Regions from separate parts of the Homo sapiens genome. Here all the other regions are linked to region 1. A link is an interaction called in ENCODE POLR2A ChIA-PET data of the cell type or tissue named here. Cell type or tissue: GM12878. All regions are shown on one strand. Each heading gives the region's core, and the rest is flanking DNA. Links, peaks and the distances in the headings are about the cores only. Region 1 overlaps MREG (melanoregulin). Region 2 overlaps ABCA12 (ATP binding cassette subfamily A member 12). Region 3 holds the start of ABCA12 (ATP binding cassette subfamily A member 12).

What was found. ChIA-PET counts read pairs that join two places held together with the same protein. Peaks named below come from ENCODE experiments on the same cell type or tissue, not always from the same donor. Only the 100,000 strongest peaks of a DNase experiment are listed, where the experiment ranks them.
Region 2: POLR2A ChIA-PET joins it to region 1 with 5 read pairs; 1 of 35 experiments calls an interaction of 5 or more read pairs at or near these places.
Region 3: POLR2A ChIA-PET joins it to region 1 with 9 read pairs; 2 of 35 experiments call an interaction of 5 or more read pairs at or near these places.

Annotation. Positions count from the first base shown.
Region 1 is chr2:216,004,409-216,009,408 of GRCh38, reverse strand. The region is part of intron 1 of MREG (melanoregulin); the gene reads left to right. Among named protein-coding and RNA genes, the nearest start is that of MREG, 6.6 kb to the left of the region's middle. RefSeq lists enhancers at 2,608-2,657, 3,248-3,297, 4,214-4,363, 4,374-4,493. In GM12878, for the core only: a CTCF peak has its summit at 832 (motif pointing right); DNase peaks (open chromatin) are centred at 2,988 and 4,268; H3K4me3 peaks cover 3,356 bases; H3K27ac peaks cover 4,740 bases.
Region 2 is chr2:214,992,703-215,000,930 of GRCh38, reverse strand. It overlaps ABCA12 (ATP binding cassette subfamily A member 12), which reads left to right. Exons shown (of 53, transcript NM_173076.3): 22 at 1-226; 23 at 3,122-3,236. Among named protein-coding and RNA genes, the nearest start is that of ABCA12, 140 kb to the left of the region's middle. In GM12878, for the core only: no CTCF peak of the experiment used is centred there; DNase peaks (open chromatin) are centred at 4,820 and 5,349; H3K4me3 peaks cover 552 bases; H3K27ac peaks cover 2,827 bases.
Region 3 is chr2:215,135,333-215,143,560 of GRCh38, reverse strand. It overlaps ABCA12 (ATP binding cassette subfamily A member 12), which reads left to right and starts at 4,935. Exons shown (of 53, transcript NM_173076.3): 1 at 4,935-5,421. The coding sequence starts at 5,353. In GM12878, for the core only: no CTCF peak of the experiment used is centred there; no DNase peak of the experiment used is centred there; H3K4me3 peaks cover 747 bases; H3K27ac peaks cover 3,627 bases.

The sequences.
Region 1 (5,000 bases), core at 1-5,000:
TCAGTGCTGGGATTACAGGTGTGAGCCACTGCACCCAACCCCCACTTAGCAGCATTTTTTTTTTTGCATTTTTGTACTTTAGCTGGCAATTTCACTGTTTAGAATATCTCCCAAAGTGTAGTGCTGAAGTGCTAACATACATGTTGGATAAGCTTCACTCCAACCTGAGATATAGGGTGTTGGCCATGAGTTCAATGTTGATAGAGCAACAATATATATTAAATAAGGTGTCTTTAGGCAGAAACACATAAAACAAAGTTATGTATTGATTGGTTGACAGGGATCTAATCCTGCCATCGGCTCACAGGAACCTAACTCTGTATTTCCCCTAGGAACAATGGTTCAGTATTCACTAATTCAGTGTTCAAGCGACTTTACAGAACCTAACTACCACAGACAACAAGAATCAGCTGTGCTTCATAGGGCTATGGTGGGGATTTCATTAACAGATATAGCAGAAATGGTTTAGTTTGAGTCACGCCGCTTGGGGCAGAGACTGAGTTGAAGAGGAAAGTGTCTCTGACAAGGAAGTTCATCTTCCCTGCCCTCATGCTCCTGATCCTGTACAGATTGGGCTTAGTGCTTGTGACAGACTAGGCACTGTTGTAAATGCTTTGTATCTGTGGGCCATTCAGGAAAATTCAATTTGTTTTGAATTTGGCCCACACCCGAAGGTCCTGATCAATTCCTTTTTAGAATGGTCCTTTGTGTGGGCACAAAACAGTCATCTAGAGCAAACTGAGATTTTATTTTACTTTCCCTCCCAGGAATTCAGGCACTGTAGAAAAATAAAACAGTGACGTCTGTCCATTCATTGCCTGCAGAGGGCATCAAGTTTGTTATCATGAATGGAAGCTGCAGGTGGGCATCCAGATGAACAAGGAGCAAAACAGATTTGGAAGCTCATTATATGGTCCACTTGGGTGGCTTAAGAGAGAGCCACACATAAAATCATAGCTATTGTTGTTCATTCTTTCCATTTCTTCTTTTGCTGTTGAAAAATCAGACAGATGTAACGATGTTTGATTATCAGTTATTAACAGCTAATAGAAATTAGAGAGTAACAATTGTTACAAATTGAATTTTCCTGAATGGCCCACAGATACAAAGCATTTACAACAGTGCCTAGTCTGTCACAAGCACTAAGCCCAATCTGTACAGGATCAGGAGCATGAGGGCAGGGAAGATGAACTTCCTTGTCAGAGACACTTTCCTCTTCAACTCAGTCTCTGCCCCAAGCGGCGTGACTCAAACTAAACCATTTCTTCTATATCTGTTAATGAAATCCCCACCATAGCCCTATGAAGCACAGCTGATTCTTGTTGTCTGTGGTAGTTAGGTTCTGTAAAGTCGCTTGAACACTGAATTAGTGAATACTGAACCATTGTTCCTAGGGGAAATACAGAGTTAGGTTCCTGTGAGCCGATGGCAGGATTAGATCCCTGTCAACCAATCAATGCATAACTTTTTTTATGTGTTTCTGCCTAAAGACACCTTATTTAATATATATTGTTGCTCTATCAACATTGAACTCATGGCCAACACCCTATATCTCAGGTTGGAGTGAAGCTTATCCAACATGTATGTTAGCACTTCAGCACTACACTTTGGGAGATATTCTAAACAGTGAAATTGCCAGCTAAAAGTACAAAAATGCAAAAAAAAAGCCGCTAAGTGGGGGTTGGGTGCAGTGGCTCACACCTGTAATCCCAGCACTTCGGAAGACCAAGACAGGTGGATCACTTGAGGTCAGCAGTATGAGACCAGCCTGGCCAACGTGGTGAAACCCCATCTCTACTAAAAATACAAAAATTAGCTGGGCGTGGTGGCACATGCCTGTAATCCCAGCTACTCTGGAGGCTGAGACAGGAGAATCACTCGAATCTGGGAGGCGGAGGTTGCAGTGAGCCAAGATTGAGATACTGCACTCCAGCCTGGGTGACAGAGCGAGACTCCATCTCAAAATAAATAAATAAATAAATAAATAAATAAATAAATAAATAAAATGTTGCTAAGTGATCACAAAAAGGACGCTTGTTTCCAATCTGAGAGCTGAACCAAGAAGCCTGAGTGTTGCCTTTTGACCTCGGCTGGGGCTGTGCGTCTCAGGCAACTCTAAATTTTTTGTCACTCTAGGCATGTTCATGAATGTCCTTGGAAACATCACTAGTATTGATTTTGGGGTTACAGGTAAATTTTGACGAGTGGGCGAATTTGCAAATGCAGAATCTCCAAATAATGAAGATTGGCTGTAATTATGTCCACCATCCCCAGTTGGCCATTGAGGAGACTGAGACACAGAGAACTTCAGTAACTTGCTTAGAGGCACACGTGGTCGAACTGGGATTCATATGCTAGTAGATTTCAATGCCATAGAAAGAGCAGAGCCCTTCTGGTGTGCAGAGAGGTATGGAACTAGCTGCTTACGTGGTGTGTGTTAGAAGTTGTGTTTGGAGTTTGAATCTTTCCCTGAATTGTTATAGCCCAGGGTCCAGAAACACTGGGTCTTTTCCTGCATTGAAGCTAGGGAAACCAGGTGCCAGTGGGAAAGAAGGGTGGGGGTAAGGGAGGGCTCACAACATGTAAAAGGGAATCACCACCAACTCTAGAAGTATAATAATCTTTTACATTTGTAGGGTTTTTCATTTTACGGTGTGGACTCACATGACCTTGGAGCTGACCAAATCATCTTCTCCCCATTGGAAGGGCTTTTAGAAAGTTGACGAGTACGTTTATGTCAGTGAGATTTCTCAGACCGGGGCCCAGATGGCCTGACTTTTTTCCCAGCACATACTATTGGGTTTTCCGGAGCCAGGTCTCTGAGCAGATTGGGCAGATTGGCACACCTCATCTGTGGCTTCCTGCAGAAACCTGCAGTTTGCAAAGCCGGTAGCTCCGGGGCCGGACAATGATTCACAGGAAGTGCCTGCAGGGGCACAAAGGGTTTTTACTGAAGGAAAGTGCCCTGGCTGGAAGATTCCCATTGCAAGGCTGGTGCTTTTGCCTTCTTGAAAGACAGGGGAGTGATAGGGGAGGGCCAGAGGTGCATGAGTGCTGTCCCAGGGACTGGGCTTTAGGCCCAACGCGTAGGAGGGAAGCTCTTTATAAGAAGTCAGCTGTCCAAAATTCACAAGGATGACTTTTAAAGGTTTTCTTCCCCGGCAAGCCACAGCGTCCCTCTTCTCTTTTTGTGACTTGCATTAGTCATAGTGCCATTGGAAGTTCCCGAGAAGATGAAATTTCTTTCTCCTACACATCATGTGAGAGTTTCTTGCAACTTTTTATTCTCTAGACTCTTGAAGTGATTTTATCACTACACCACCTATGTTTAAAAAGTATAAACTCTGCTTAAATGCTGGGTAAAATAGTTTATTCTGTTAGCACCTGAAGTCATTTTAGTCTGGTTAATAAATCTTTGTTTTGTGACAGTTATATACCATGCACTCTATTCTTTTGTGCCCTTTTAGGAAATAATTTTGGTGACATAGTGTGCAACAAAAGAACCCCTGAACTGTTTGACACTGTCCTGAATTGGCTCTTACTTAGCTTTTTTTTTTTTTTTTTTTACAAAAATCTTTTAAAAACTTGTGTTCCAATGTGTGATATTACAGACAAAAAACATACACAAATATGTTCAGTATAAAGAATAACTATAGGCTGGGCATGGTTGGCTCACACCTGTAATCCCAACACTTTGGGAGGCCGAGGCAGGTGCATCACTTGAGGTCAGGGGTTTGAGACCAGCCTGGCCAACATGGTGAAACCCTGTGTCTACTCAAACTACAAAAAAATTAGCTTGGTGTGGTGGCGGCACTTATAATCCCAGCTACTCTGGAGGCTGAGGAAGAAGAATCACTTGAAGCTGGGAAGCAGAGGCTGCAGTGAGCCAAGACTGTGCCACTGCACTCCAGCCTGGGTGACAGAGCTAGAACCTGTCTCAAAAAAAAAAAAAAAAAAAAAAAAAGAATAACTAGAAAGTGAATACTCGTGTAACCACCTCCATGGCAAGAGATAGCTATTGCCAGCCCCTTATCTCCTCCTTGATCATGTCTAGACTTCTAGCTTTCCCACCTATGTGTGCACCTTAAAGATGTACTTTTGTTTTGCCTGCCTTTAAACTTTGCATAAATGGGATCAAACTGTGTGTTCTCATAGAACTCACTTTGTTGGTGGAGCTTTGTGAGATTCCTCCGTGTTGTTGTATGTAGCCTTGTTCATGGTCCTTATTGCTTTAGACTGTATTCCATTTTGTTCCCCTATTCTACTCTTGGTGGACTTTTGGGTGGTTTCCAGTTTTGGGCTATTAAGTATGGTTTAAAGTCAGCATATAAGGTGAAATTAATTATTCATCTCTCAGTCATACTGGCTTCCCCTGGTTCCTCAAATATACCACCCACACCCCTGCCTCAGCGCCTCTGCACTTTCTGCCTGCCCTGCCTTGAAGACTCTTTCTCTAGTTTTCTGTGTGGATAACTCCTTCACTTTATTTAGATCTCTTCTCAAAGTCATTTTATCAGAACATTCTACCCTGACCACTCTCTTAAAACAGTGCCCCACCCTTCACTGTGTCCCTTACTCACTATGTATTTCTTTACAGTTCTGAATGTCACATGGCGTAAACATATGTGCTTATCATCTGCTTCCTCCCACAAGACTGTAAGGCCAATTTTCATAAATTTAAACAGCTAAAAAAAATGTTAGGAGCTTGTCTGTGAGCTTGAAGACACAGAGTCATACTCATCTCTACAGTTTAGAGCCCTGTGAACTTGGGAAACAAGAGTGCATTGGTTCAGCAAATATTTATTGAGCATTTACTATGTGCCAGGCACAGGTTTTTTTTTTTTGTTTGTTTTTTTGTTTTTTTTGAGGCAGAGTCTAACTCTGTCGTTTAGGCTGGAGTGCATTGGCATTATCTCTGCTCACTGCAACCTCCGCCTCCCGGGTTCAAGTGATTCTCCTGTTAGGCACTGTTTTAAGTACTTGAGATACATCACTGAGCA
Region 2 (8,228 bases), core at 1,898-6,897, 1.0 Mb after region 1:
TCCGGATGAGTCTCAAGACCGCACAGACCACAAGAAGCCTAAGAACCAAGATTTGGGCTCCAGGGCCACACAATTCTCCATCACACAACCAGATCTATGGCAGGGCTTTTATTTATTTACAGGATAGTATTGAAAGAGCAATCATTGAATTGCAAACTGGAAGGAACTCCCAGGAAATAGCAGTCCAGGTTCAAGCAATTCCTTATCCCTGCTTCATGAAAGACAAGTAAGTGTGTGCACTTCCAGCCTTTTTAATGATCAACAACTTTTCTGAGAACTCACTTCAGTCCATTCATTCAGATGTATTACATGAAAGGAACAACATTCACCAAACTTTTGTAATATGCTTGTTTTGAGAAAGAGTTCACACTATAGGGCATAGCTTCATCATAACTGCTCATCAATACCAAAATGATGGTAAAGTGTTTACCAAATGATCTATAAAAACCCTTAGCTCTCCAAAAATTCTGGCCCTAAAATTGGAATAATTGGACTTCAGACCTGAGTACATTGCTGCATGATTTTGATGTTCCCCACTGTCTACTGGGCTTACCTCCCTCTAGTCAAATGAAAGGGATGAACAAGACGATCTTAAAATCCCTTCCAACTCCCAAATCGGATTTTAAAAAATCTGAGCGCATGATCAATTTTAAGAAAACAAATTGATAAAAGAAACCTTGAACACATTTTGATCAACTATTTCAGATAAATATTGTGCTACCTGAAACTTTCATGTATTATCAGTTCATTTGCTAGGAATCCTCTATATCTAAAATGGTTTTTCTAGATGAATAAAAAAGTAACAATAATGCTTTTAGACAATTCAATTTGAATGTTCGAGAAATCTGCCAGTTGGGTAGCACTGAATGCTTCCTTCACTCTGTAGATGGTTAAAAAATAAGCAGATTATGGTTTTCAAGCTCACCTTCCTATATAAAAGCTTGAGGCTGAATATTACTTTAAAGGAATTGAACATGCTACGCAACCCAGTTATTGCAGTTTATATACAATTCAGATGGTATTGGATTTTTCTTTTCTCTTCTTTTTTCTTTCTTTCAATGCTTCTGTCTCCCTTGGCTACTTCAAGAGTTATAAATGAGATGAGGTAATGTAACCCAGTGCAACAGTAGCATGAGGAAGCAGGTAAGGAGTCCATCAAGTGGACTGTCAAGGTTAGCTGGCTATTGTGGAGGCTGTTGTGGACGGGACTGTGCTGCCCGAACTATGTGTGAACTGCAATGGTTTGCACAAATTATAAAGATCTATGGGGTCAATGAAGTTATAATTCTTATCTAGTTCCCTGCTCATTTGTTCCCCTTATAAATTTTGGTACCTAGGATGGTGGGTACCTGGGTGTGCAGTCTGTATTCTTTATGGGAATATGTTCATTATGCCTTACACACATATACACTGTTGCATATAAAGTGATTTCCCATTAATTATTTCATTTGTTTCACCCAACAACCTCATAATGTAAGTAGGAGCAGGAATTATTGTCCATACTTTCCAGATGAAAAAACTGAAATCCAGAAAGGCTAATTAACTTGCCCAAGATAATATAACTGGTACTACACTAGTCCTCCTGTTTATAAGACCAACATTTCTGCTTTATACTAGACCAAATCTAAAATACACTATCACTTGGAAGAAACATTACAGGGGATTTGTTGTTAATGAATGAAGGCCTTTGCCTAGTTCTAGATCCAGAAATCACTTCAAGGCTGTACCTGAACCAAAACAAAATTCATTCAAGAAGTAGTCTGTAAATGCCTACCCCATGCCATACAGTTTCCCAGGAAACAACAACAAAAAAAATGGAATATGGCCTCAACTCCCACTGCTCCCTCACCAAAAAAACACCTCATCTCTCTGATAATGACACACTTCTGCATGCTAAAGTGATACTGAATGATAGTGATCTCATGCTTCATTAATATTTACATTTTTCTTGGGGTACTTGGAGGTAATTTTTTAGTCTTGTAGATTAAAAAAGGAAATGGCCTTGGGACCTTTCTCCAAGTGAAAGCTTGAGTGGAGCCCAACACATAAACAGAGCAACTTAGAATCTCTCATCGACATCTACTGCTTTTGCCTCAGCTCAAATAAGGGCATCAATTGTCAGAACCATGGCTCCTAAGGTGTGGTCTCTGGACCAGCAGCATCAGTATCACCTGGGAAGTTGTTTAAAAAGCAAATAGATGGTCCCACCCAGATATAATAAATCAGAGGCTGGGGCCCAGAAACTTGTGTTTTAGTAATCTCTTTGGGTGCTTTGAGAACCACTCCAATTTAACTTTCAGGTTTCATGAGCAGGACATTGAGGAATACATCTGGGCTTGAGGATGTCTTCCAGTGATTCTCTAGTTGAGCACATCATCAAAATAGACATTTCTATACCATGTATAAAGCATCTTCCAGAGCATTACTTTGAGGAATCCAAGTTCTTTGTCTGCATTTTAAATCAAATGCTTTGGGCCAGGCACAGTGACTCATGCCTGTAATCCCAGCACTTTGGGAGGCCGAGGCAGGTGGATCACTTGAGGCCAGGAATTCGAGACCAGCCTGGCCAGCATGGTGAAACCCCATCTCTACTAAAAAACAAACAAACAAACAAAAACAAATGAATGCTTTAGATTTTATTTCATTTTTAGAAATTTAGTTTCATAATAACTATGATCTTCCTAAGAGTAGCTATAAATACAGTAATTTTGGAAGATATAGCTTTTAGTTAGGTAAACCAATCATCGTCTCATTTTAAATCTGCCTTTTAGATAAGAATTTAGTTTAGACATAAAGGTTTTGAGCCTTGCAATTATATCTATATAGTAATTATTTTCCCAGACACATACTCAAACACAATTTAAACAATATGGCAATTTTATGTAATAATCCAGAGCTTTTTTTTTTCTTACTCTTGAAACATTACACTAAAAAAATCACAGACCTATGGTTAAATCAGCTTCATGCTTCGTAAATAATGGGGTAATACCGATTATTTTCAATTTCAAAACACGATCATAAGTTCAATGTAAGAGAGAGTGAGTTCTTTATATATTATAATCTCTGCAAGTATGGTGTTCATTTTGGTCGCTGAATTTTTCTTTTTTTGTTTGTTTTACAGCTTCCTAACCAGTGTCTCTTATTCTCTTCCAATTGTGCTTATGGTTGCCTGGGTTGTATTTATAGCTGCCTTTGTAAAAAAGCTTGTCTATGAGAAAGACCTCCGGCTTCATGAGGTATGTTGAAAATCACTTCTTGTTATGAATAAGTCCTGTTCATAGAACAATTACTATGATTTTCATCATGCCTTTATAAACTTCAGAAAGCCTAACTTATCCCTTGTGAATTAAACAGAAAGAAAAACCTTTTACAAATCACAAAAGCAGCTGATAAGGCAATATTTTATTTTCTCAAAAAGTGACATAAAAGTCACTTAATAAGTGCTTTTGAAAAACAACATCTGAATAAAATATGAGTACAATGATAATTCCTGGAGTAATTTTTTGCCCAAGAAATTACCTATAGGACTTAGGATCTAACAGAGGAAGTTTAAATAACAACAATAACAACTGTTCAGGCAGAGAGATTGTTGGCATGGTAACTAAAATAACCCAAATGTAGATATAGATAGAGCTATAAACATAGACATAGACATATGGCATATTTCGGCTCTCACAAAGAAAATTCTCTTTCCAGTATACCTTGTCTCCTTCAATTACCTTCTCCATTTCCCACTGACTCCTGACTTATAGAAACTAAGAATTTCATGTTATGCTACTGATTGGGTTAGTAACCATATCACAATGGAAGACAGAACCAGGAGTGTGATGCATGACCTCTTTCTGGGCACGTTCTTCATCATTAACCCCAAATCCAAAATATCTTACTTCTTTTTAGAATTTATGATAAAGCATTATGTGATTTTTAGATTGTATTTGAGTAGAAATTATTTTATCTACTTATCCCATAATGAGTCCCTTCTTATACTCACTCATGGAGTGGAAACAAAGGTGAAACATTTCAAAACTGGGGCACAATAATTATTGCAAGGCCTGGCTGAATTCTGAAATAATGAGGTTAGAGGAACCCGTCCATCCACTTGTCCTTTTCAGACTTACCTTGCCAATGCTTTTAGACAATTGATCATTTCTCCCTATAAGATACAAGTTGCTGCTACATATTTCTGTTAGTTCAGCATCAGGCTTTCAGGGTTGTCCCCGTATTTGAACTTATATTTTTTACCTCTTCTGTTTGAATTTTGGTTGATCCACACAGCTGCATTTTTATATTTCAGTTATAATTTGGTAAACTTCTCATCAACTAGTTTGAGTCCTGTTGTTTTCAGGACTGTATGCAATGGTTTTCTAATTCCAATTTAGAAACTTGAATCCATGCCTTCAACCGTAATTATGATTGCAAGCCCCTCCCTTCTAGTTATCTTTCAGGTTCCCAGTATTCAGAAGCAAATCATCACAGAGTAAAGAAAATCTTTGAGATAGAAACTGTGACAGAAACAGAGTCCATTTCTACTTCAAAATTAATACCTACCTTTAAAATATTACTTGTGATAGAAACAGTAAATAGAAGCATGTATGCATACAGTATATATACAAATGTATATGCATATAATAAAACTGTGTGTATATAATACACACACATTGTATTATTTCATGTTTGAAGATGATGCTCTCTGAATGCATCTATGTATGTCACCAAAAATTATCAAAGCATAACGAAAAGTCATTTCTCAACTGAAAATGCAAAAGACTTGTTTTTAGCTATGAACCAGTTTCTGTTTGGTAGCTCTGTGTCTCCATTTGGCCTGCGTCTACCTTTGAAATTTAACCACCTTTGTCTTGGGGTCAAAGTCACATGGTGGAAGATCACTGAACTTGTAATCAGAATATCAGGTTTTGTATTCCAATTCTACCAGCCATATACACTCGGGCTCAGTCTCTTAAACCCTTTGAGTCTGATCATCTAGACTTCATTCAACATTTATTTCCAGAATGTAGCTCTCTCTCTCTCTGCCAGAACAGAGGAGCTCAATTATTCATATTTTATCAATTCTAAGACATTGATTTTCCCCCCTTTTTAAAGCCTTGGAAATTGGGATACATTTGATAGGGTGTCACGATTTATTTGGCAGTAATCTTTCTTTCTTGGTGGCATGTAAAATAGTGGCACATCCTCAATGTGTTCTAAATTCAAAGAAATACAGTGTGTTTATGAAATGAATTGATGGAGGTGAGCGTGGAAGGAGTGGGATGTCCCTAGTGCCTCCTGCTCAGCCTCGCTCCACTGCCCACAGTTCTCATCTAAACTCCTCCTTTTTAAAGATGTAAGGTTCAGCTCAGAAAGTGAGAAGTGACTTGCTGAAGACCTTGGAGCTAGTTAATGGTAGATCTGGCAGTAGAACGGAAGTATTTTGACTTCCAACCAATCCTCTTCCAGATCATAGCTACCTTTACCCTTAGAATCTTACTTTAGTAACACAGACTTCTAAGGACATTTGCAGATGATGATAGATAATCTCTTAAGTTACCAGAAACTCAAAGTCACTTTTTAATACTATCTTTTCATATTCTGATAAAGTCTAAAGCTGCCCAAGTCCTACTTCTTTCTCATTCAAATTAAACCAAAAAGGTAAGTAAAATCAATATTCTCCCCTTTTCGTTCTGTAATTATTCTCAGTCCTGGCAAGAAAACCAAGTTAATTGCTATCTCAATGAAGCCACTTATCTTTGACTTTGTTATGGTATGATTCCATGAATCCCTTTCCCTTGTTAAATAAATTAGCACAAATCTAATAAGTTTATTAAAGTAAGCCCATAGTATAAAAAAAGTACTTAAAAAATGCCTTTCGATTGGGTTTTGTTCTGCACTTTGCTTTTAAAAATTAAAATACTGAAGCTATAAAAATCTGATTTTATAACATATACAGAAGAGTATATTTTTTCTCATTATTTTCATGGTTTATGAGTTCGATTCATCTGTTTGATCTAATGTAAGTCATGTATGGGACTTTCAGTGCTTATATTTTGTTGGAGACAGAATTTTGGAGTCATTCTCTCAGTTCAGACAGGTAGCCTAAAATATATGTGGGCCGCAGAGGTGTTACCAAGAATTAAACAAAGATTTTTTTAGTCTCCTAGTACTTCACATTAAACAATTTTTTTGTGCTTTCCTGACATACATTAATCCACCCCACCAGTGGGAATTTGAAATGTTTCCAGTAATGATCACAACATCCTTTATATCATACTAAAAAAAACAATAATATAAATGTCTATTGTCAATAGAATTATAGAAATTGAGGTAGAAAATGTTATTATTCCTTATGAGTTAGTACTTGACATTCTTGCAGAATTGAATGAAGACATTGCTCTCAAGTAAATATATGAGTATTTCTGATTTCTTTTCTTGGCAGTATTTACGTCAACCCCTGTGCATAAGCTTCTCATGAATGTGGCAACACATTTATCCAAACTCTTCTAGAATCTCTTTCTTATTCTCTGCTATAAACTGGGCAGACTTTGGCTACTAGGCAGCGGGGTTTTCTTTGAGCAACAGGTTATCAGATATTGATGAATTGCTCTGGCAGGTTTGGGAGGCTTGATAAAAGTGACTCTCTGATTACAAAGCTGGCACCTGACATCTGTCACTTTGAGGAGGAACTAATGGCATCCAAGAAAGCACATCTAGCCGCTCTCGGTGGGCCCCCTTCCATCAGCAAATTTGGTCTTGTTTATTACAACAAAGTTGGCAGTGAATCTGGATAATTTATGGATGACTTATATGCTCTCACTGGTCTTTCTCTTTATGAATAGCAGCTGTTTTCCTCGTGGCATAAAATCCTGAAGTTTAACACTGAAGTTTCATGCTAGAATGTTAAATAGTGAATGCTTTTGGAAGCACCTAACTCACCCTGTTTCAGGAAAAAGCAAAATGATGAGTCTCTAACTTTTGCAAATTCCTGGGACTGGAATCTGATCTTGAGTATCAAAAATTTCAAAATTACAGTGATTAAACACCTTTAGTCCTGGTGTTCAAGCCTGCCAAATTATCTTTTAACAAGCCTATGAATGAAGAACATTCTCAATATATAAGTGATTTCTAGAAAGCTATCAATTGTCAGGGAAGAAAAACACGTTTATACACATGACATCAGCTTTATTTTGTGGCCTTGATATGGTCTAGATATTTTATAAACCACCTTGGGAAATATATTGACATTGTCTCCTACTTACATACATTACCACTGGGACGAAATATGTTTGTATAGGCTACATAAAACTGTGGTAAATATCAGCTTGGGAAGTAGTAATATAGGTTCCATAACTCCCCACTTAATTATATTCAAATAGGCATAAAAATCTGAAAATACAAATAGTAGGAAAGGGAAATAAAAAGGACTAACATATCATATTGGAACAGGTGAATATCTCTGAAATAGTCGCCAAACATGACACAGTAATTTTTTCAAATGGGGTAGGGTACACGCAAAGAATTGCTGGAATAAGATATCTGAGGTCTTTTTCACACCAAACTGTAGTTTTGTTTTCAATGATAGCATGTGTAGCAATTGGGGAAACTTTCCATAGTGACCTTTGCTTCATGCTACTTTGACCCATATTTTCCATTCCCACGGAAGCATAGGTTGAGTCTTTACTACAAATGGTGACAGGGCCTTGGAGGAGAAAAACATTAGGGAGAGAAGAAGGTGAGAAAGAGGGCAAAGTTAAGAGGGAAAGTCACAGGGTCTTTCTCAGTGGTGATTAGTTTAAAGCCCACAGCTTAGGCTGTTGGCAGCCAGGTAGCTGTTTCCCTGGTAACAACTGGAGCAGCAGAGTTATCGAAATGTGATGTTACCAAAGCAGAAAGTAAAATTCACTATTTTGCTCGTAGAGCAAAAGATCCGATGCATTTGCTATAATTTTTTTTTCCTGGAAAACTTAGGTTTAAGGGGGTGGGGCATTGACTATCCTTGATTTTGAAAAAAGAAAAAATTGGGTTATAAAGCTGTTAGTGGAGATTTATTTATTTATTTATTTATTTATTTTGAGACAGAATTTCACTCTTGTCTCTCAGGCTGGACCTGCAGTGCAGTGGCATGATCTCGGCTCACTGCAACCTCCACCTCCTGGGTTCAGGCTATTCTCCTGTCTCAGCCTCCTGAGTAGCTGAGATTACAGGCACCACCACCATGCCCGGCTAATTTTTGTATT
Region 3 (8,228 bases), core at 1,477-6,476, 870 kb after region 1:
CATATGTGCTTATCTAATGGTTAAAATTTTGTGAATTTTTTTACATACTTTTGAATATACTTTTTATCTCTAGCCACATATTTGTAAAGAAGCATATATAGTACATATTTACATCTATATAAACACATACAAAAATGGATATTTTTGAGTGTGGACTTGTGAATTTATCCTACTCTATTTGTACATTCTCTTGTTCAAGAGTCAAGCTATCAGCTACCACTATACATGCCAATCAGTTGTTCCCTTTCACTTCCCCCTGTACCTTTCCTTCTCCTCTGCTTCCAAAATATTACTGATCAGGCTGGGCGTGGGGGCTCACATCTGTAATTCCAGCACTTTGGGAAGCTGAGTAGGGTGGATCACTTGAGGTCATGAGTTCAAAACCAGCCTGGCCAATATGGTGAAACCCTGTCTCTACCAAAAGTACAAAAAATTAGCCAGGCATGGTGGCACATGCCTGTAATCCCAGCTACTAAGGAGGCTGAAGCAGGAGAATCGCTTGAACCCGAGAGGCAGAGGTTGCAGTGAGCTGAGATTGTGCCCCTGCACTCCAGCCTGGGCGACAGAGCAAGACTCCGTCTCAAAAACAAAAACAAAAACAAAAACAAAAAAATATTGCTGATCAGTTAGTGCTTGAAAGAGACTTCTCAACTAAAATGTTTGATTATTGATTTGAATTGAAATTATTGACTAGTTCCTTTACCCCCTAGCCTTATGCTTTCAAAGTAATACAGTAGTAGTTGCACATACAAAATGGGAGGCTGAGGGGGGCGGATCATGAGGTCAGGAGTTCGAGACCAGCCTGACTGACATGGTGAAACCCCATCTCTACTAAAAATACACAAATTAGCTGGGCATGGTGGCACACGCCTGCAATCTCAGCTACTCAGGAGGCTGAGGTGGGAGAATCACTTGAACCTGAGAGGTAGAGGTTGCAGTGAGCCGAGATTGCACCCCTGCACTCCAGCCTGGGTGACAGAGCAAGACTCCACCTCAAAAAAAAAAAAAAAAAAAGGAAAGAAAACCTGTGTGTTGCTCAAGATTGAGGGGACAGATAACTGGTTGACTTATTTTTCTTATATGTTGGAATTTGAAAATGCTAGAAATGATCATTTTCTAGCTTATTTAATAAAATTAATCTTTTCTAAGATAGTTTTTGTTGTGCCCAAGAGAATGCATGCTATAGAAACCTTTACTATTGGGATATTCTTTTTTAAATTGCTCTGGGAACAGGCCAGTCATCAAAGACTAAAACACATGCAAAAATTGGCTCGTTGTATTTTTTCCATGAAGAAACAAGCGATAGTAGATAAATATATAGATTTGTCTTTTAAGCTGCTTAAGGTGTTATGAGGGGGAAAACATAAATTGAGAAGAAAAAAATACTATTTTTCATTTTCATTTTTCCTTTAAAATGGAGAATTGATTATTAAAACTTACATTGCAAAGAGGAGGAGATGATCTTTCTGAATACTCTACGCTATATCTTTCCATCAGTTTAAATAGGTTGGCCAAAAATTTCTAAATTTTACAGGCATCAGTTTTTTTTTCTTAGCCTCACAAGATTATAGCTACACATGTAGTAAAATTAATTCAACATCACCAGTTTAAGAAAATGATTACTCACCCTGAGTGAGTGGATGAATAATTCTTCACAAGATGGGAAATCACCCTGAAATTGCCATACTCACATGGCTCAATGTAAGATAATCAATTGATTTACAAACTTGGTCCCTGACATGACTGTGTTATTTGTGATGAGAAATTCCATGCCATTGAAATCACCTTGGAGGGATAAGGTGCTCTGTAACAGCTTGGAGTGAGCGAGACTTTTTAAAGCTCCCTTGAAATATGTCTTCTTTTCGGGTTTTGTGGATCAGATTTTTACCAGTTGCTTCTTGACACAATTCTTTTGTCTACATTATCATTGGAGTGTCTCAGTGCTGAAAACTTGAAAATCCTGAATCTGATACCTTCCTCACACCCACCTGCTTCATAGCATCAGCTATCAACCTCTTACATCGCAAGTGGATCTTAGGCAATGAGGTATTAGCAACTGGTGCCTCATTATGGTAATCCTTGGGTGGAGTCCCACCCTTCTTATAAAAGAAGGATGCTGTTATTTTTACCATGAGTTAGCTTCAATTTCCCAACTTGTTGCACATTTCCACCTAGGTTAAATGTGTGCACTTGCTGTGTTTTCTTACCCATGCTTGCTTTATTAGGGCCTGTTGGAGAACAGGTTTTGCAGACACAGAAACCTGGGTTCAAATTAATGTTCTGACACCCATTATCTGTGTGACCTCAGGAAGCTACTTGTCCTATGCATCTTCACGTATACAGCAGGTAAAATAATGTTGACCTCACAGGTCCTGTATGCAATGAGTATCCCATAGCACCTTAATGTAAAAGTCAGTTGATGGTAAAACAAACAAACAAACAAAGTTGTCACTGATGCTATACACAACAACCAGTGCTGAGACAAAGGAGTAAAATTATAATCTGGTTGCTGTTAAAATTTCTGAACTGTTTTACATCATCACTAACTCAATTCACTTGTTTTTTCTATTCAAAAACAGGGTTTCAAGTCTCAACTTCAATCAGTTTCTCATTCTACTAACATTTTCATCATCCCACAGCATCGGCTTTATCATACTCTATCTCTTAAGAAGAGTTTCCAGGAACTTTTCATTTTAAATCCGCAATATGACATCTCCTCCTCTTTGGCTTTAGGTCCCTAACTCTCCAACTTTATCTTCTACTACTTCAGACCAGCTCTTAGATTTAGTTGGGTCAGAATTCTCACCATTCAGGAATACAGAATTTATCTCAAAATTGTGGTGTTCCATGAGACTTGGTCCCTGTACTCAAGGGGCTCAGAGTATGGACAGAGAGACAGACTGACTATACTAGAAGGTAATAAGGGAGTTGGCTATCTGTGCGAACAAAGCTTTATGGGAAAACAGATGAAGGGGTGATTAATTCAGCCGGGGGTGGGGGTGTGGTGGGTGGAAGTGCTGGAAAAGGCTTCAGAGGGGAAGTTACACTTGAGTCAGTCATTTGAGAATGAGCACAATTTCATTTTGGGCAGAGGGAACAGCATGACCAAAGCCTGAAAGTGAACAGTCCTCATCTAAAGTATTCTAGCAGATGGCAGGAGGGAGGGCTGAAGGTGGAGAGACAACTGATGAAGCTGGCAAGAGCCAGGCTGGGAAGTGCCGTGAGGCTCTATGAAGAAGCCTAAAAGAGCAGCCTTCCTTCTCCTGAATTCCTGGAGCAACTACTCTTTGTGAACTCATTTTGGCCATAATTTTTCATGCGTGTACTTACAAAAAAATCTCTACAAGTGATTTATAGACCTGCCTAGAGAAACAGGGAAAATCCCTGATGTTCATTTGTTTCTCAGCTCTTCCTGTGAAGTGTAATACATGGGACTGGAGAAAACATAGCACAGAGATTAACAGTACAGAAACGAGGTTCGAGTTCCTTCTCTGCTGTTCCCACTGTCCTCACTGCTAACTAGGTGAAATCCAGCAAGTTATGGCACTTCTAAATATCACTTTCTTTCACTGAAAATGGGAATAATGACAGTTTCTATATAATAGGACTCCTAGGATGATTCAATAAGTCCTTAGCAAACATTGCTACCCAATTAATAGAATTAATTGACTACTTACTATGAGGCAGGACCTGTGCTAGATTCCTTTTTTTGGAGGGGGGATGGAATCTCACTCTTTTGCCCAGGCTGGAGTGCAGTGGCGCCATCTCAGCTCACTGCAACCTCTGCCTCCCGGTTTCAAGCGATTCTCCCTCCTCAGCCTCCCAAATAGCTGGGATTACAGGTGCCCACCACCATGCCTGGCTAATTTTTGTGTTTTTAGTAGAGACGGGGTTTCACCATGTTTGCGAGGCTGGTCTTGAACTCCTGACCTCAAGTGATCAGCCCGTCTCGGCCTCCCAAATTGCTGGGATTACAGGCATGAGCCACCGCACCTGGCGAAGGGAGAACTCTTAATGCTTTAACGGATTTTGCAAGTAAAGTCTGGATTAGTCAGGGTAGGTGTGAGGATCAAAGGGGAGCTTCACCCTACTAGCCTTGGCTCCAGTAGTTTATTCAATTACATTCAGCAGCAAGTATTGAACACTAATGATATGTAAAGTACTGTGATATAAAATAGTCCATGTCCTCAAATAATTTATAATCTTGTAGGAAAAATAAGACATACACAAATAAAAATAATGCAAAAACTTTAAGTTCCTTGAGAGAGGGCAACAAAGAATGATTCAAAGGCAAGAGAATCTATCCTATGGGATATATCCAAAAAGGCTTCATTGAAGATGTCAACTTGGGGATAACTTTGAAAGGCAGGATCTTAGAGAGGGAGGAATGTATCATGGAAAGAGGAAATAGAAATGTCTTGGATCAGCCTGTGTCCCCTTTCACTATAAGAGCCTGAAACAATGTGGCTTGTCTGTAATAGACACGTGAATCTCCACTCACGAATTGAGGGACTCCAGTTTGTAATTTATGTCCCCTACAGCCTACCTTTCCTTTTCTGCCCTGTGCTTAACCTAGTACATTGTGATGAAAGGTGGGACCTGGCCAACATAGTTTCTTCCCCCAAAATCGAAACATTCAACTTTAGGTTAAAGGTGGACACTTTCCCTAGTATATCTAATGATGGGCTGAGGCTCAGAGCTTTGCAGCTAAGCTCTGGCCTTATTGACTTAAATCATTTTAATGACACTTTAATATTAAAGAGTCACTGGGCCCAGTGTCTGTGAAATGCTCTCTGTGCCCTGCCTCTGCTAGAGCAGACACTGTGTGCAGGAAAGAAGACAAGAGAATGTAGGACAAGTCCTACTGGCCTTGCAAAGGTCCCACCCCCTAGTCCCTGTGACGCATCCAGTGCAGGTGACATGTTCTCTAAGGTGTGGATAGGCAATTAATTTCATGGAGAGTAGGAGGTGTGGGTTCAGCTGCTGCTTTTTTTTTTTTTTCAGTGAGGCATTATCTGAATGATGCTCATTCTCTCTTGAGTCTGGACTTCGTGCAACAAGCAGCAACTGGATATTATTTTAAAATAAGCATAAGCCACCCAAAGATACTGATCTGGGTCCTTCTTTTGGAAGAAGAGTTGATTGAGAAGTGCCTCTTGGTTAAGGATTAACCACAGGGAAAAATCCAGCAGAAACAGAAGAACTGTGGGTTTCTTACCCCAGCCCTCAAGGAAGCTATGCCGTGAAAGGGGTACTGATACACTGACATACAGCAAGTTGGACGGGGCATCAGTTCTTCATTTGTGGAGTGGAGAAAAGAAGAGGAAATCTCTCATTTGGGGCATTTGAAGGATGGCTTCCCTGTTTCATCAGCTTCAGATCCTGGTCTGGAAAAATTGGCTAGGTGTAAAAAGGCAGCCGGTGAGTTAAAAAAAAGTGTGGGAGTATGGGTCATGGGGCAATACGCCAGGTAATCCTAAAATGTGATCTTAATGAGAAGTGAAAACAGAAGAGTTTAAAGGCATTTTCCAAAGCAGGAAGTAAGATATTTAGAATTCATCCCCCTATCTGTCTTATAGCTAATGGAGCGAGTCTTAACATGCCCCCAAAAGCAGCCTTTTCATTTCAGTAAATTAAAGAGTAAACCAGGACATGCCCTGGGCAAAAAAAAAAGAACATGACTCATTACTGGCTGAACTGGAACGTTGAATTCTGGTTTCAAGCCAAAAGGCTTTCAGAATTTTTCTTAATGTAGTTAAAAATGGGATAGAGGAAAGAAAAGTATTATTTGAAATGTACAATAAATGGGAAGAAATATACTGGAAAACTGAAAGCCATAGAAAGTTTGGTTGAAAGGTAAAATACAGAACAGAAATAGTTTGAAGGCTATTAGTATAGAAAAGCTACTGAGAAATTTTAGTATCTAAAAATCATTTACTGGGAATACCAAACAAGAGTATGTATATGTGCTATGTTTTAAGAATATTATTGAATCACTTAGCTTTACTACTACAATCTATCTTCTCTTGCTCATTGCAACGTCTTTTTTGTACTCTTACATTAATGTTTGCGTTCTAATTACAAAGTTAGCTATTAGATCCTCATCAGATGGCTCCCAGGATGATTGAGAAAGGAATTGGTTTCTGGGAGTTGTTATATATTCAGAAGAATGTTTGAAAATCGGGGAAATCCAAAAAGGTATTCAATATACTTTATTTTAAAGTGGTAATTCCCAGCCTTGAATGAGTAATGTAAATATTATGCAAATAATATGCATCACACAGAAACCAGCACTTTATCTATGCACCTTATCTCGCTCCAGGCTTGCTTGGATTGCCTGACACTTTACTTGAGTGTTTTGATGTGTGTAGTAAGAGGAGGAAGTAGATGTTCATTTACCCTTGTGAATTTTGTGGGTAGGGTTTTAAAATTCTAAGGCATGTGATTGCATGGGTGTGGGGTTTGAATATAAAATTATAAACTCATTCATGTTTTTATTTGTTTTTTAACTGGAAAAAAAAAAGCACAGAAGAAAACCTCCCCATAATTATCATGTGGTTGATTCTGTGTGGCATAAGCAGGGAAAGGATCCTGGGTGTGTGGATGTGGTCATGTGGTCAGAGCATGCGAGTTGGGGCCCCTGCCACTGCTCCTCATGTAACTTAAGTAGCTTAAGACAGTTTCTCTAAGCACTGTTTTTCCCACCATGATGTGGCATGATGAGTTAGACGTGACATGATTAGTTAGATGTGGCATGAAGCCTGCCACATCTAACTCATTGGGGGAAGTACCAAATGTGCTAATGTATTTCAAAGTGCTTTATAATACTGACACACTTAGCAAATAGATTAGTGAGGGATTTGAGGCAATGTGTGTCATATTTTATGCAGATTAATAATGAAAGGAAATTCAGGAGAAGATACTGTGGGTAAAAGGAAGAAATCCACGTACAGTCAAGTTTGTAAGTGATAAAAATTCAATAGCTAAAAACAAAAACACAGAGGAACTAAAATCTGTACGTGTTATTGTCAATAATCTGAATGCTGAGGTCTGTTTCTTTTACAACTCTATTTTGTGTAAAAAAAGTTATAGGAAAAAAAAACACCCAAATCTCAGGTGAAGATGTTTGTTTTTCATTGAGAAATTTTATCTTTAGAAATTTTAATGACAAATTTTTTTCCTCATTTTGAAAGTAGTAGGTATATCAATTTTCTCCTTTGGGGTTTCTCTTCATTTTAGTCAGTGTTTGTGGACATGGTGAAATATTTAGGGGAGATGTAAGTCAGATATTAAAAGTTTTTCAAGCATGACACCTTGCATTATTCCCATCTAGTCAAAACCCCTAAATAAACTCTGGTAACTATACTTTTCCTAGGGAGGGAGAATACATGAGCCATTAGTTCATTTTGGGACAGGGAATGATTCAGATCTTAAGTGCACCTTAAACAAATGGAAACCAGAACAGATAAGTCTTCACGGCAGAGTGAGGTCAGAGAAAGTCCAAAATTTGGGACAATACAGAGGCCAACCTGAATCCATTATAACCAACCAGAGGGACAAGAGAGACCTGTAGAAGATGGTGATGCAAAAGGAAAAGGAAGGACAATTCTGAGTGGAGGGGGAAAGGGCAAAGAAAGAGAAATTTCCTTCACAGTTTCGCCTAGGGTCAGCTCTGTCTCTCCATGTTGGGAAAAAGACTTGAAGACACGTGTGGGAAGGATATATGTGCGATGGCATTACACTTAAAAAGGAAGAGAGGAATAAGAGGTTGGAAAGTTGGAATTAAAGATCTAAAGGGGGATAAAATGAAAAAAATTGTCTAAAGAGAAATTATAGGCAAATTAGAAGACAGACAAAATGTGAAATGAAGGTACATATGAATTTGAGGAGAAGAGTGTTTTTGTAGGAACTAGACTTGGTTATCCATCAAATAATAATTTAAAATGCAAGCATTTATATTTCTACATTCATAATCATTCTAAAAATTGTACTTTCAAAGTATACTTTTACTCACAGCAAAACAGAAATTAAGCTATGGACACAGGAAATTTATAGTCCTTACTTAATGGTAAAGAAAAATGGAAGCATCACCACCATGACAACTTTGCCTAATATTTTTTAGAAATTCCATCACAAAGCAAGGTGGTGGGAAGACTAATTCAAAAGAGAAGAAGTTAAGAATCTATTAATGGAGAAACAAATGGCACATGAAAAAAGCAAAGGAAAAC